Linked DNA regions of Homo sapiens: region 1 is linked to region 2. A link is a loop called in an ENCODE intact Hi-C map of the cell type or tissue named here. Cell type or tissue: heart right ventricle. All regions are shown on one strand. Links, peaks and the distances in the headings refer to the core of each region. The heading gives the core; the rest is flanking DNA. Region 1 has its middle 8.1 kb from the start of RMDN2. Region 2 holds the start of LOC105374467 (a long non-coding RNA gene).

Evidence for each region. A loop is a pair of places that touch in the nucleus more often than their neighbours do. Peaks named below come from ENCODE experiments on the same cell type or tissue, not always from the same donor. Only the 100,000 strongest peaks of a DNase experiment are listed, where the experiment ranks them.
Region 1: a loop joins it to region 2, with 3 times the contacts of the local background. A loop is called at or near these places in 3 of 110 quality-filtered maps.

The regions. Positions count from the first base shown.
Region 1 is chr2:37,913,056-37,921,395 of GRCh38, forward strand. It overlaps a transcript of RMDN2 not described here. Among named protein-coding and RNA genes, the nearest start is that of RMDN2, 8.1 kb to the right of the region's middle. In heart right ventricle, for the core only: no CTCF peak of the experiment used is centred there; DNase peaks (open chromatin) are centred at 3,906 and 6,804; H3K27ac peaks cover 836 bases.
Region 2 is chr2:38,270,967-38,279,306 of GRCh38, forward strand. LOC105374467 (a long non-coding RNA gene) reads right to left here and starts at 1,237. Exons shown (of 3, transcript XR_939973.1): 1 at 1,076-1,237; 2 at 848-936. RefSeq lists enhancers at 6,085-7,068, 7,069-8,052. In heart right ventricle, for the core only: a CTCF peak has its summit at 3,850 (motif pointing left); no DNase peak of the experiment used is centred there.

The DNA of each region.
Region 1 (8,340 bases), core at 270-8,269, 360 kb before region 2:
AACTCCAAATATTTCAGAAATAGAGTCCTCTAATGTCAGTTCATTTATACATATGTAACACTGTGATGGTTAATATTGAGTATCAACTTGATTGGATTGAAGGATGCAAAGTATTGTTCTGGGGTGTGTCTCTAAGGGTGTTGCCAAAGGAAATTAACATTTGAGTCAGTGGACCGGGAAAGGCAGACTCACCCTCAATCTGGGTGGGCACCATCTAATCAGCTACCAGCACGGCTAGAATAAAGCAGGCAGAAGAAGGTGGAAAGACTTGACTTGCTGAGTCTTCTGGCCTTCCTCTTTCTCCCATGCTGGATGCTTCCTGCCCTCGAATATCAGACTCCAAGTTCTTCAGCTTTTGGACTCTTGGACTTAACACCAGTGATTTGCCAGGGGCTCTCAGGCCTTTGGCCACAGACTGAAGGCTGCACTGTCACCCTCCCTGCTTTTTAGGTTTTGGGACTTGGGCTGGCTTCTTTGCTCTTCAGCTTGCAAATGGCCTATCGTGGGACTTCACCTTGTGATCATGTGAGTCAATTCTTCTAATAAACTCCCCTTCATTTATACATATATCCTATTAGTTCTGTCCCTTTAGAGAATCCTAATAAACACATGGAATGAATTTATTTCTCCAAACTGCTGTCAATTATGCTCTATCAAATTCCCTTTTCCTACTGCATGGTGGGTTTCCTTGACCATGTGTCAGCCTGACTCCAGTCAGGAAATGTATGGAAATGTAGCCCAGTCAGCATCTCAATCATCTCAATCTCCAGTTCAGCAGCTCTCTCCCCTCACTCTAGATCAGGTTAGCCATATTCTCCATCACTCCTCTCCATCTTCACTGTCTTCACCTTCTCCCTTTCCTGCTCCTCTGCTATCAGTGCAGGTAGGAGGAGAAGGAGAAAAGACGGTTCCTCAGGTGGCTGCCCAGGGCATGCCGGGTGCCCTGTTTCTGGTTGGTTGCGATGCTCCCCTTAACCTGAAGAGTTGGGGATGGAGGTGGTCAGTGGGGGCATTCAGGTCCTGTATCCTTTCTCTTAGTCAGCACAGCTGATCTAATTCATGGAATCCTTGTACCCTGGGTGTGGACAGGTGGAGGGTACAAGTGGCCCTGACAGTGTGGACACATCCAAAATAGCACTCCTAAGCAATGGCAATCTCTTTCAAACCTTTTCAATCACCACCCAGGGGAAGGCAAAAAGCCACACTTTTGTGACTGCACATGCCCTTCCCCCCCTCCCTATAATGGCCCCCCAGCATTTCTGCAGCCCTCAGTCACATCTACCACCCTTGTGAGTGTGGGTACTGATAAGATCTATCTTCAGTATTTCTTGGGAACATTACTCTCTCCACTTGGTCACACTACTTGCCATTCTCCCCAGGGCGCTTCCTAGACTACAAGGCCTAGGTGCAGGAGAGCGAGCCCTGACTCCGCAGGCCTCCGACAGGAGATGTAGAGGATAGATCCCCTTCTTTCTTGCACTATCAGCAATTCTCTGGGCAAACACCCAACTCTTCACAAGCCCCACAGGTAGAAGAGGGCAGCTAGCTTCTCTTTTATAAGCACTGCCCTCTACTAGGGGGTTATTTCTTCCTGCACAGACCTGAGAACCAAGTTGGAGTGTGTGTTATTGGGGAAGGGGTCTGCTGGCAGTTGCTGAGATGACCCGTCTCCACAAGCCCATAGGGAAGTAGGTGTTGTTCTTTCAACTTACGGGCTGGTTATTTAGCAGTTCTTGTTTTCAGCTAAGGGTAGCATAATCAATCCCAGGAAAAACAAGAATGGACTCCTTTAGCATCTTTGCTCTTTCTGGGGGTTCAGGATCCCTATACTCTTTTTCTCTATCTGCTCAGTACCATCCTTTTGGTAAGATCCCCTCAGTGACTTGTCTCCAATTCTAGTTCTGCTTCTGATACAGGTTTCTCTGACACCCTGTTTGCAGTGTTTTTAGATGGCTTTTTTTTTTTTTTTTTTTGAGTTGGAGTCTCTGCCTGTGGCCCAGGCTGGAGTGCAGTGGCGTGATCTTGGCTCACTACAACCTCTGCCTCCTAGGTTCAAGCAATTCTCTGCCTCAGCCCCCTGAGTAGCTAGGATTAGAGGTGCCCGCCACCATACCCAGCTAATTTTTGTATTTTTACTAGAGATGGGGTTTCACCATCTTGGCCAGGCTGGTCTTGAACTCCTGACCTCGTGATCCACCTGCCTTGTCCTCCCAAAGTGCTGGGATTACAGGCGTGAGCCACCGCGCCCAGCTTAGATGGCTTCTGCATAGTATGATGGCAGATCAAATAAACGACTCACTTATCACAGTTATTTAGATACTGTAAACATACATATAAACAAGGATGGGCAGCCTCTGTATTATTTCTTGTGACTCCCATCTCCAACTAGATTTTCAGTCTCCACGCTTTTCTTTTTTTCTACCACAATTCTTAATAATCATTCCCCATGTGATTTACTTCAATGATCTACTACTAGATGATCTCAGAAAGTCAGTCTAATATGTGCCTAAAACCATGTCCTAGTGTTCTGGATAAATAGCAAGTACAAAGAGCCTGTTCTCTTTGAGTTGAAATCTTGAGTATGGTTTCTCAGTGATTACTAGAACTAATGTGGACCTATCTTAACTGGTTATGGTGTAAGTTCAAAAGCTGCCAAATTTTATTATTCTTTTATGTCTGAGATATGCTTCAAGAGGCTCTGACTTTTTGTGACAATAATTATTTGAAATCGACACTATATTTTGAAAAGTAAATTTCCAGTTGCTCAAGGGCTTTGAACTTGCAAACTTAAATTTTCCTTGTCAGTTATTTTAAGCTGTCATTTGAAAGTGTAAATGCTTATTCTACCTGGGTACAAGTGTGGTGGGTTTTCTTCCAAGTTGTACTAACAAAGGTCACAAGCATAGCCACACCCTACAAGGCCTCTCACTTTATTTGCAGAACACTAGGAATACTTCAAATGTCATAAGAAGGTCTTTGAAAATCTAAGTGACCTCCGTAGGTTCTAATTCCAAGTCTGTGAATTTGCAAACACACTACAGAACACGACAGCAAAGAGGTGAACACGCTGCGTTTTCCAGAAAACCACTGGAAATAATCTGAAACTTGAAATCAATGCCAAATGAAGATAATGAAAGTGCTTTATCAGTATTTGTTTAAGGTCAAAACTTGGGATATATTTCATAAAGAACTCAGCATCTCTACAAGCAATTAGTGTTTTGTTAGTCATTTATTAATAAAAGGTAGCATTTTTATTCATTAATATTTTTATTTTCTTCTCCGACTAAATAAAGTAAATAATGCACATGGAGAAACTTAAAACTTCTTTTTTTTTTGCACATCAAAAATTAATTCGCACTAGCACTTTCTTACCTTTCTGTGCACTCACGGTGTAAGCCTAATCTTGCCATCTTGAGCACCAGAAATGCACACTAGCAACTAGGCTTGAGCCAGGGAGATGAGAAAATCGTAAGCGAAGAGCTCTGAGCTTCTATGCAGTGTGTGACCTGGACAAGTCACTCATTACATAACCACTGAGATTCTCTTTCCTCCTTTGCAAAATGGGAATGAAAATATGTCCTCTGCCTACCTCAGAGGTTGAGGTGACAAGCACAAGCACATGAAAGCACTGTGAGAACTCCAAGTGCCCATGAATGCAATTGTTATGTCTGATAGAGGAGACAGAAAGCATTCTCATACCTCATGTATCAAACCTTTGATTATGTCCAGTGGACATACACATCCTGAGAATTAACTCCTGGGGGAAAAGGAATTTGGCAAGCACAGAACAATTGTGACACAAATGATTAATCTGGATTATAACAATAAACCTGTTGGCCAAGTTCTTAAGAGTATGAGTTGCTCATAATGATGGCCTGATGCAGGCTGCCAAGTCTTGCTAGAACATGTGGGCTCTTAGAGACGCCAAACAGGACCCAGAGCCAAGAATGCTCTTACTCAAAGAGGTTTGAGAAAAGCAGGGACAGTTTCCTATCATGCTAAAATGAATCTCTTTTCTCACTGCTCTCCCTCTCTTTGGCAGGAAAAGTTGCAAGAATGGCTAGTAAAGTTCCAAAACTACAATTTCATTTGGTTCCTTTCAACATGGTCTTTGAAGTTTGTTTTGCATAAAACTCCGAAAATGAATGAATAAATGAAGAACAGATTTAAACAGTGGTTCCTCAAGAATGATGCTGCCTCATCTCATTTGCTCTTTAGAAATTCATCAGAAGATCACCTATACCGCTACATGCAATGCTTTCCAAAGGATGGTCCTTGCAACATCAACTCAGAATACTCTTTTAAACTGCAATTTACTGGGCCCCATCTCAGAACTAAGAATCCGAAGGTTTGGTGGGCAGCGAATCTATGTATCTTGAATGAATGGATTTGTTACTAGAAAGGCGTCTGGATCCAGACAAGAGAGGTTCTTGGATCTTGCACAAGAAAGAATTCCAGATGACTCCATAAAGTGAAAGCAAGTTTATTAGGAAAGTAAAGGCATAAAGAATGGCTACTCCATAGGCAGAGCAATGGGGTTGCTCCACCAAAGATACTTATGGTTACTTCTTGATGATATGCTAAACAAGAGGTGGATTATTCATGAGTTTTCTGGGAAAGAGGTGAGCAATTCTCAGAACTGAGGGTTCCTCCCCTTTTTAGACCATATAGGGTAACTTCCTGACATTACCATGGCATTTGTAAATTGTCATGGCACTGGTGGGAGTGTCTTTTAACATGCTATTGCTTTATAATTAGCATATAATGAGCAGGGAGGAATACCAGAGGTCACTCTTGTCACCATCTTGGTTTTGGTGGGTTTTAGTTGGCTTCTTTACCACAACTTGTTTTATCAGCAAGGTCTTTGTGACCTGTATCTTGTGGCGACCTCCTATCTCATCCTGTGAGTAAGAATGCCTAAACTCCTGGGAATCCAGCCGAGCAGGTCTCAGCCTTATTTTACCCAGCCCCTATTCAAGATGGAGTCTCTCTGGTTCAAACATCTCTGACAGACTGATGGACAATAATTCAGTCAGTTTATATGCACTTAACCCCTCCATCTTTCATTCTGCAATCTTAATTACGAATGCCGCATAAGAGATTTAATAGGCCTTGCAAAGCAAAACCAGTGATACAAACATTTTAAAGCATACGTATACTTAGAAATAATGCAAAACATTAGATAGTAAATTCTGACAAGAAAAGCTAATTTGAAAAACAGAAATAGCTTTAGACAAAATTTAGGTCTCCAAGGTAAAGTAAAAAGTTTCCAAGTATTTTTGGAAACTTCATTTCTCCTTTCTCAGTTTCTCTACGATTCCATGCTCCCAACCAAACTTCACAGAGGTCTTTCTCCTCTGTAAGCTATCTTACTTGGCATTAGCCAATTTAAAAAAAAGAACTAGCAATCACATAGGCTGATCACATACAGAAAACCTGCCAAAACTCTGGTTGAAAGTGAAGAATTCAGATATCTAGATATTTTTATTTATCCGTAAATCCATTCATTCAAGATATGCATTACTGAATAATATGTACTGAGGGTAGAAAAATGAGTAAGACATGGCCCGTGCTTTTAAGAAAAATTATTCAAATTTTAGAAATTAAGATCTCATAGGATATTCTTTCAATGCTGGGCATTGCCTAACAAGCCTATAGAAGCATTTTTTAAATCTCTAGAAGAATGTACCTGTGTTTGTGCTGTTTAGTGTTAATTAAGGGCTTAGATGCTGTGAAATTACATGTTAACATATGTTAGTTGCAGAGGCCAGAGATGTTGCTAAACATCCTACAATGTAGAATTCTCCCTACAACAAATAATTCTCTGTCCAAAAAATCAATAGCACTGAAGTTGAGAAACCCTGTTCCAAAGAGATCAAAAGGGAAACCAGGAAACCTTTGCCCTCCTTGGAAAGAGAAGTTTTAGTGGTTTCTGCAGTAGGTTGGTACATGGGATAGAAGTCAGGAAGTGAAGCCTGTGAGAGGACACTGCAGGTTTTTCCCAGTGGAGGTTGTTAAATAAGGAAGTCCTAAAATGAGAGGGGAGCCAGGGTTAGTGGAAGTTTCTTTTAGGAATGATAATTGGTGGTACCAAAGTATTTTAAAATGTTTGAATCAACTGAAGTTTTTATTTTTCATTTGGATGTTAGATGCCTTCGAAACTTTCATCTAAGCCATGTTAACAGTGTGTTATCTTGATGAAAGATCTTTACAGTTTCTGCTTCTTTAAAAGGGGAGAAAATAATGCTGCCTATTTATGGCCACATCTCATGATCGCACAGATTTAGCAAAGGAAAATACCCAAAGCGCCTTGATGTCTAATGTTGGATTCTCACCGTTAAATATTTTATGAAAATCTTTTGATCTTTTGTAATGTCACTCTGTAATCTTACTGCATTTCTGTAGGTAAATATCTGAATTATTCAAATTAGTTTATTAACAGTCTTTCATTTGTTAAATACAGATACTCCTTGAGTTATGCTTCTTGTACAATGAGTGACTGGCTGCTCATTATGTCTCAAAGAAAGGTTCCTCTCAGCACCCTTTTGTTTGAGAAAGGGGGGGTTTATGATACTAGGAGAAGTAAATGTGAAGTCATTACTGTCAGAATTGTCTTTTTTGTTGTTGTTTCCTTAAGAAGTTGTTTCTTAAGGGTTGCTTTGCCTCATGTGAGAAAGCCAGAGAGTGCTGTGGCAGAATGGGTCATTCTCTTCTTGTTGGAAGCCTGGCAGAGCCTGTGGCTGGTGGTAGGAAGGATTCTTTTTGCTCTAGCTGGTAAGTGGATGTCATAGCTGGAGGGCGGGGATTTTCTGATCATTTGACATTGGACAGTTATCAGCTGCAGCAGTTGGCGGGGACAAGTTCAGTCTTTTGTTTTGTAAGTGGAAGCAGCCAAGGCCATAGCAACAGATAACTGATTTCCTGACATCAGCAGGTCTAAGTTAGAAGTCAGTGCCAAACCATACTGTATGTTATCACATAGGGTATAAAGGGTTTTATGGGTTTCTCACAGAAATTAACCACCATTTATAGCATAATTTTCATGATATGTCCCATGTCCCAAACAATCAAATTAAAATTATTTTGGATCACAATCCATATGGGTTTGTTACTCTCTTTAGTCTGGATTTCTTCTAAAATCATTACAGTAGTGTTTCAGTTTTCATCTTCTTCTAGACTGTCTTCTCTGAGAGTCCAAATATGTGTCTTAATAATGATAGGAGTATAATTTTTATAAAATGCAAAAAGTTCTAACAACGGTTGGTTAATTAATGTGTCTCTATTGCAATATATGAGAGTAGATTCTCTCTGTTTATTTATTTGTATGCCCAGGGGCTCTGTCTACTGAACAATTTCTTGAAAAGGGTCTGCTCCGAAAGGGAAAATCACTTTCCTTTGTATAGTCTGAAGACAGTAAGTCTGGAAAACTGCTAACCCCAATTTTTCCCAGCAGAATATTGTATAAAATCCACTTACCACCCAAGTCCAAAATGAAATTTTTTTCCAATTATTATATGTAATTAAGCATATCCAGTTATTTTAACTTTTTGTACACGTGTTAACAACATTTTGTCTGATGATGATGAATATTCACCTTTATTTTTAATTAGCGCCAGTGAAACTGACCTTAGCTTGTGAAGTTGATGTATATACTGTCAACAGTGTCCCTGAACATCATCTCCCAGGATGAAGAAAGAATGCAGAGGGAGGGGCAAAACCACTCTTCCTCTGAATCTGTCAAGTTCCACTTTGGATTGTATCCAAGGCTGTGCTTTATTTACAAAGGCCATGGAAAATCAGTGGAGGAATGTGACTTAAAAAATCTTCCACAATTTTTAAAGAAACGTCATTCTTTTCTTGAATCATCACCGAAATACTGCGGAAAACCACTGAGCAAGGTTAGTACATGCCTTTTTGAAAATGACTTTTTTCATGGAACAAAAACTTAATGTTTCTAATGAAATAGAAAGTTTCTAATAAGAATTCTATATCTTAATTAGGTATGTATACTTTTAATAAATTGATTCAACATTGAACTGCTAAGTAGCATAACATAAATATCGTTGTTAATTTTTCTTTCATACATATCTTCCTAAAATACCATTTTTAATTTGTTCAGTATAGGAGTATTAGGCCAACCATTTTATTGGATTTAAGTGATTAATAATTTATTGCACTAATCACTTAGTCTATGGAAATATTTAATAAGCTTATCCTAATGCTTTTTTCAGATAAAACATTTTTACCTTAGAAAGTCCAAGTTAGTTTCTTTTCAGAAATTTTTTTTGTAATTTTCCTGTGTTCTAGAGACTGCCTAATTTTTTTAAAACTACATCAGAC
Region 2 (8,340 bases), core at 77-8,076:
GTAACAAGGGTGGGCACCGTGGCTCACACCTATAATCCCAGTACTTTGGGAGGCCGAGGCGGTCAGATCACCTGAGATCAAGAGTTCGAGACCAGCCTGGCCAACATGGCAAAACCCTGTCTCTACTAAAAATATAAAAATTAGCTGGGCGTGGTGGTACACACCTGTAGTCCCAGCTACTCAGGAGGCTGAGGCAGGAGAATCGCTTGAACCCAGGAGGTGGAGGCTGCAGCAAGCCCAGATTGTGCCACTGCACTCCAGCCTGGCCGACAAAACAAGACTCCATCTCCAAAAAAGAATAATAATAATGGTAATAGCAGGCAATCCCTTGTTCCTGATTTTAAAATGGCTTCAGTATTTCATAGCTTGCTATAGTTATTATTATGTTTAAAAAGTTTTATTCTCCTATTTTACATGAAGTTTTTATTAGTAATTTTTAAGTTTTATGAAATGCCTTTTATAATTTACTGTTATAATAGTTATTTTCTCTTTTCATCTGTTAACCTAGTAGATATATTTTGCTGATAAATATTCTAATTTTAAACTATCTTTACACACCTAAAATAAACTTGATTCAATTTCTATGTATTATTTTTACAATTTTCTATAGGATTTATTGACTAATTTTTGCTTAGAATTTTTGCTTCTGTATTTGTAGATGAAGTTGCCTAGTTTTTTCTATCTTTATCATGCTTTAGTATTAATTATTCTAGCTTTATAAAATAAATTTGGAGCTTTTTTCATATTTTCCTGTGGCCTAGGATAGTTTAAATAATAGCCCGCTACTGTTTCATGGATACTGACACGACACTCCTAAATCAGAGACAAAAGACTATTTATTACTCACAGCAATAGCAGTAGTCAGATATCAGCATCTGTGCACCAATTTCCTAAGCCCTATCTCCCCAGGCCGATGTGAAGAGAGACAGCTGACACCTGCACACACAGAAGGATGGATTACAGGAGAGGCATCCTGAGCTTAGGAATCTGACTGTTTCATAATAAGCATGAAGCATAACTACTCTTCACTCCAGAAAGAGACACTGTTATCTTCCAAGGTTGTAAGCAAACCTACCCTTTACTCTGAAGAGAAACACTGTCTCCATCTTCCAAAGTTATTTACTACACTAACAACCTTGAAAAGATAGTCCAGGATAAGGGACAGTCGGTATTTCGCTCACAGATGCACAAAACGGTAGGAGACCCATGAATAATTATTTCCCAGCGATGCGTAGCTGAGGCTGAAAGGACAAAACATTAGTACTTATTAATTATTAGACAGTGGGCATATGAATGTCATTACACTATTTTCTGACTTCTGAAATAGTTTTAAAACATCTCCCCCTTGGCCGGGCGCAGTGGCTCACGCCTGTAATCCCAGCGCTTTGGGAGGCCGAGTCACTAAATTTATTTAAGTCACTGATCTCAGGCAGATCACCTGAGATCAGGAGTTGGAGACCAGCCTGGCCAACATAGAGAAACTTCGTCTCTACTAAAATACAAAAATCTGCCGGGCGCGGTGGCTCACGCCTAAAATCCCAGCACTTTGGGTGGCTGAGGCAGGCGGATCACGAGGTCAGGAGATCGAGACTATCCTGTCTAACACAGTGAAACCCCGTCTCTGCTAAAAATACAAAAAATTAGCTGGGCGTGGTGGCAGGCACCTGTAGTCCCAGCTACTCCGGAGGCTAAGGCAGGAGAATGGTGTGAACCCAGGAGGCAGAGCTTGCAGTGAGCCTAGATTGCACCACTGCACTCCAGCCTGGGCGACAGAGCTAGACTCCGTCTAAAAAAAAAAAAAAAAATTAGCTAAGCGTGGTGGCACATGCCTGTAATCTCAGCTGCTCAGGAGGCTGAGGCAGGAGAATCAATTGAACTGGGGAGGCGGAGGTTTCAGTGAGCGGAGATCGCGCCATTGCACTCCAGCCTGGGCAACAAGAGCGAAAGTCAGTCTCAAAAAAAAACATCTCTCCTTTGTCCCCAAAAAGAAAAAGAAACGAGACTTGTGTAATAAGGGAGTAGTTGCCTCAAGATTTAGTGGCTGTTCCAATAAAATATGGGTGACTTCCCTTCAGGAATATTGAATTTGATGGCTGGGGCAAGGTAGGGGCCTTTTAATTCAAACAATCTGCAATGTTAGATGGTCAAGTTAGAAGGCATTCCAAAGAGTCCCTTAGCTATTCCTACTTGGTACCTCCTCATTTCAACGCATTCATAGGTGGATCAGGAACAGATGATTGGAAAACTCTCGGAAATCTCTCTCGCTCTCTCTCTCTCTCTCACACACACACACACACACACACACACACACTACTCAAACACAATTACCAAATAAATCGTGCCGGGTGTTATCCATGTTTCTTAATCTCTCTAGACTTTTTTAATGAGGTCAATGGGAGGGCTGTTATTTATGATCTTAAAGCACTGGTATATGGAAAACATAATGGACATAGGAAAGTCAATGGTGAGCAAAAGAAAAATGACCCTGTTCCACAGAACTGACTAGGTAGTGGGGAAGATAAATAATTTGATAGAATAACAAGATGTGACTGGATCCCAGATCCACTAGAAATTGATTTAACCTCACCTTCCACATGTACTCATCCACTAGCTCCCTACGACGTCATAATCTGAGAGAGTAAGCACAGTTTTCTTGTGATTGTTTCTAAGAGAGTAATAGAACAGCAGGGCCAGGGAAACCTTAGATTAAAAAAAGACCCAGCAGGACACTGGTTAACAAAAGGTGTTTGCTTAGGTGACTTCTCTCTCTAGCTCAGATTTTCCTTCACAAAAGAAATTCAAACATCTAGCTTCATACCTCAAATAAATACTGCTTTAAAGCACCCAGCAAATCTAACATAGCATTAAAAAGTCCAAAATTAGAAATATTCTTCTGAGGTCTCTGCCCAAAATGCAAGACCAGCATCCCCAGGACCTTCCTCTCTCCTGCCCCTTCAAACATCACGCAGACAAAATTCTTGTGGACATAACAATATATAAAACACACACACACACACACACACACACACACACACCTTTACTTTCTCTCTGTTTCTGAAAATTTCCCCTTATTCACTCAAAGTCTGAGAATGTATTGGGGGGGGCTCTTATTGCTGAAACAGACGAAAGATTTGCTAATGAGAATGATGGTTTCTTTATCCATACTCTTAGCAACAATAAAAATGTGGCTGCAGTTCAATTTAAGCGAACACCTAAATAAAAATTTAGACTTATGTAAAGTATTAAATTAATATTAAACCAATTTAATAGTCTTTATTTTTGAAAAGAATCAGAGTAGGCCAGGCTGCGGTGGCTCACACCTGTAATCCCAGCACTTTGGGAAACTGAGGCGGGCAGATCACTTGAGGTCAGGAGTTCAAGACAAGCCTGGCCAACATGGTGAAATCCCCATCTCTACTAAAAAATATAAAACACCTGTAGTCCCAGCTACTCAGGAGGCTGAGGCTGGAGAATCATTTGAACCTGGGAGGCAGAGGTTGCAGTGAGCTGAGATTGCGCCACTACACTCCAACCTGGGTGATGGAGTGAGATCCTGTCTCAAAAAAAAAAAAAAAAAAAAAAAACAGAGTAGAATTATTTTATTTAGCAACCTCTCCTAGCAACTGTTTCAGAAAAATATTTACTCTGAAAGATGAAATGTACCTGCAGTTCATTGTTTTTCCCCAGATTTGATCCCAGGGATACCTAAAATGAGATAATGAATGAGCATAAATGCAAAACCAGATCCTAGTTTCCTTTGAAAGCTGGACTAAGTAACAATTACAATCAGCTACATCAGATATGCTGAGCTACCACAAATGATTTTGAAAGATGGGCTTCATCTGCCCCCTGCTGTACTCTAGGTAAATAACAGGACTTATTAATTTAGCATTGGTAGACAAGATTATTTGGCATCCCTCGCTAAAATGTAAAGGCTACGGCAAAAAAGACAGCATGTGTTTCACCACTGTGTCCCCACCATGTAGCATAGTACCTGGGATATAGTAGGCACTCAATAAATGTGTTGAACAAATGAGCATACAGATAAGTAAAGTATGCTTACAGACTGAGTAGGCATAATACCAAGTTTTACAGGCCCAAGAAAAAAATGCAAATGTTTTGCAACGTTCATATGTTTCTGAAAATAACTTGGTGCTTACCGAGTATGCATTGTCAGCAATTCAAACTTGCTATCCTCTAATAATTCCACTAGACTGAAAAAACTAATTAGAATATTCAGACTTAAGGATATACGTAAATTTTCTAAATGTGACTGTCAAGCAATAACTTTTTGAGAGCTTAGAATCTGAAAGCCATAAGGTAAAAAACCATCCAATTGTCTCCAAGACGGCAGAACTTGCAGAGATCACGCAAAGTTCCCCGTGCCATCTCCCATCCCTTGCCTCAGGTGACCCCTGCAGCCGCCAGCCCTCCAGTGATTATCTCCATCTCTCTAGGATTAGTGAAGGCACAGATTGGAAGATAGGCATCATATTTAATTGGGGGTACATTTATTGAATATGAAAGAAGTCATGCGAGGGCCAAGATTTCAACATTTCATATACAGGCATACCCTGGAGATACGGTGGGTTTAATTCCAGACAACTGAAATAAAGCAAATACCACAATAAAGCGAGTCACACAAATTTTTTTGTTTCCTAATTCATATACAGTTATGTTTACATGATACTGTAGTCTATTAAGTGTGAAATAGCATTATGTCTAAAAAAATGGATTTACGTTAACTAACAAATACTTTATTGCTAAAAAGTGGTAACAATCATCTGCGCATTCGGTGAGTCTTTTTGCTGGTGGAGGGTCTTGCTTAATGTTGATGGCTGCTGACTGATCAGGGTGGTGGTTGCAGAAGGTTGAGGTGGCTGTGGCAATTTCTTAAAGACAGTGAAGTCTGTGGCATCAGTGGATTTTCCCTTTAATGAAGGATTTCTGTCACAGGTGATGCTATTTGATAACATTTACCCACAGCAAAACTACTTTCAAAATCGGAGTCAATCCTCTCAAATGCTGCCACTGCTTTAATCAACTAAGTGTATGTAATATTCTAAATCCTTTATTGTCATTTCAACAATGTTCACAGCCTCCCCACCAGGAATAGATTTCATCTCAAGGAACCGCTTTCTTTGTTTATCATCAAGAAGCAACTCCTCATCTGTTAAAGTTTTATAATGAGATTGCAGCAATTCAATTACTTCTTCAAGCTTCATTTCTCATTCTAGTTACCTTGCTATTTCCACATCTGCAGCTACTTCCACCACTGAAGTCTTGAACTCTTCAACGTCATCCAGGAGGACTGGAATCAACTTCTTCCAAATTCCTATTAATATTGATATACTGACCTCCTCCCATGAATCACGAATGTTCTTAATGGTATCTAGAATGATGAGTTCTTTCCAGAAGTTTTTCAATTTACTTTGCCCAGATCCATCAGAGGAATCATTATCTATGGCAGCTATACCTTACAAAGTATATTTCTTAAATGATAAGACTCGAAAGTCGAAATGACTCCTTGACCCATGGACTGCAGAATGGATGATGTGTTAGCAGACATGAAAACAATATTAATACATATTCTTATACAAGCCCATCAGAGCTCACAGGTGACCAGGTGCATTGCCAATGAGCAGTAATATTTTCAAAGGAATCTTTTTTCTGAGCAGTAATTCTCAAGAATGGGTTTAAAATATTGAGTAAATAATGCTGTAAACAGGGGTGCTGTCATCCAGGCTTTGTTGTTCCACTTACAGAAAACAGGCAGAATAGATTTAGCATAATTCTTAGGGGCCTTAGGATTTTTTTTTTTTTTTTAAGACAGAGTCTCACTCTGTCACACTGGAGTGCAATGGCACCATCTCGGCTCACTGCAACCTCCACCTCCCTGGTTCAAGCATTCTCCTGCCTCTGCCTGTAATCCCAAGTAGCTGGGATTACAGGCACCCACCACCACACGTGGCTAATTTTGTATTTTTAATAGAGACAGGGTTTCCCCACATTGGTCAGGCTGGTCTCGACCTCCTGACCTCAAGTGATCCACCCACCTCGGCCTCCCAAAGTGCTGGGATTACAGGCATGAGCCACTGCACCCGGCCAGGATTTTCATAATGGTAAATGAGCATTGGCTTCAACTTCAAGTTGCTGGCTGCATTAGACCCCAACGAGAAAGTCAGCCTGTCCTTTAAAGCTTTGAAACCAGGGATTCATTTCTCTCTAGCTATGAAAGTCCTAGATGGCATCTTCTTCCAATATAAGACTATCTCATCTACACTGAAAATCTGTCATTTAGTGTAGCCACCTTCATCAGTGATCTTTCCTAGATCTCTTGGATAACCTGTTGCCACTTCTACTTTAGCACTTACTGCATCACCTTGATTTTACGTTATGTAATAGAGATGGCTTCTTTCCTTAAATATCATCAACCAACTTCTGCTAGCTTCAAACTTTTCTTCTACAGCTTCTTCACCTCTTAGCTTTCACAGAATTGAAGAGAGTTGGGGCCTTGCTCTGGATTAGGCTTTGGCTTAAGAAAATGTTGTGACTGGTTTAATCTTCTATCGAGACTACTCAAACTTTCTTCGAATCAGCAGTAAGGCTGTTTTGCTTTCTTATCATTTGTATCTTCACTAGAGTAGCACTTTTTCTTTCCTTCAACAACTTTTTCCTTTGCATTCACAACTTGGCTAACTGGTGCAAGAGACCTACTTTTTGACATATCTTAGCTTTCAACATGCCTTCCTCACTAGGCTTAATCATGTGTAGCTTGTGATTTAAAGTGAGAGACATGTGACACTTCCTCTCACTTTGTGGGGAAAAGAAAGAGAGATCAGACTGTTACTGTGTCTATGTAGAAAGAAGTCGACCTAAGAGACTCCATTTTGTTCAGTACTAAGAAAAATTCTTCTGCCTTGAGATGCTGTTAATCTGTAACCCTACTCCCAACCCTGTGCTCACAGAAATATGTGCTGTGTCAACTCAAGGTTTAATGGATTAAGGGCTCTGCGGGATGTGCTTTGTTAAACAAATGCTTGAAGGCAGCATGCTTGTTAAAAGTCATCACCACTCCCTATTCTCAAGTACCCAGGGACACAATACACTGCAGAAGGCCGCAGGGACCTCTGCCTAGGAAAACCAGGTATTGTCCAAGGTTTCTCCCCGTGCGATAGTCTGAAATATGGCCTCATGAGAAGGGAAAGACCTGACCGTCCCCCAGCCCGACACCCGACACCCATAAAGGGTCTGTGCTGAGGAGGATTAGTAAAAGAGGAAGGCCTCTTTGCAGTTGAGATAAGGGGAAGGCATCTGTCTCCTGCTCATCCCTGGGCAATGGAATGTCTTGGTGTAAAACCCGATTGTATATTCCATCTACTGAGATACGAGAAAACCGCCTTAAGGCTGGAGGTGGGACATGCTGGCAGCAAAACTGCTCTTTAAGGCATTGAGATGTTTATGTATACGCACATCAAAAGCACAGCACTTTTTTCTTTACCTTGTTTATGATGCAGAGATATGTGTTCACATGTTTTCCTGCTGACCCTCTCTCCACTATTACCCTATTGTCCTGCGACATCCCCTTCTCCGAGAAACGCCCGATAATGATCAATAAATACTAAGGGAACTCACAGACTGGTGCTGGTGTGGGTCCTCCGTATGCTGAGCGCCGGTCCCCTCGACCCACTTTTCTTTCTCTATACTTTGTCTCTGTGTCTCTTTCTTTTCTCAAGTCTCTCGTCCACCTGACAAGAAGCACCCACAGGTGTGGAGGGGCAGGCCACCCCTTCATCACTTGAACACTTAGAGGTCATCGTAGAGTTATTAATTGGCCTAATTTCAATGTTGTTGTGTCTCAGGGAAAAGGGAAGCCTGAGGAGAGGGAGAGTGATGGGGGAAGGCCAGTGGTTGGAACATTCGGAACACACACAACATGTATCAATTAAGTTTGTCATCTTCTTTGGGCACAGTTTGTAGTGCCCCAATTACAATAGTAACATCAAATATCACTGACCAGAGATGATCATAACTGATATAATAATAAAGAAGATGTTTGAAATACTGCAAGAATTACCAAAATGAAACAGAGGCACAGACTGAGCACATGTTGTTGGAAGCATGATACCAATAGACTTGCTTGAGGCGGGGTTGCCACAAATTTTCCATTTTAAAAAAAAGCGTGATATATGCAAAGAACAATAAAGCAAGGCACAATGAGATGAGGGTTGCCTGGCCCTATCTATGCACCTTCGTTGGAGCAGCCTAGGCTTACCTGAGGAGTCAACACAATTTGCATGTGTGGGGCAATACTAAAGGGAATATAGGTAAGTAGCAACG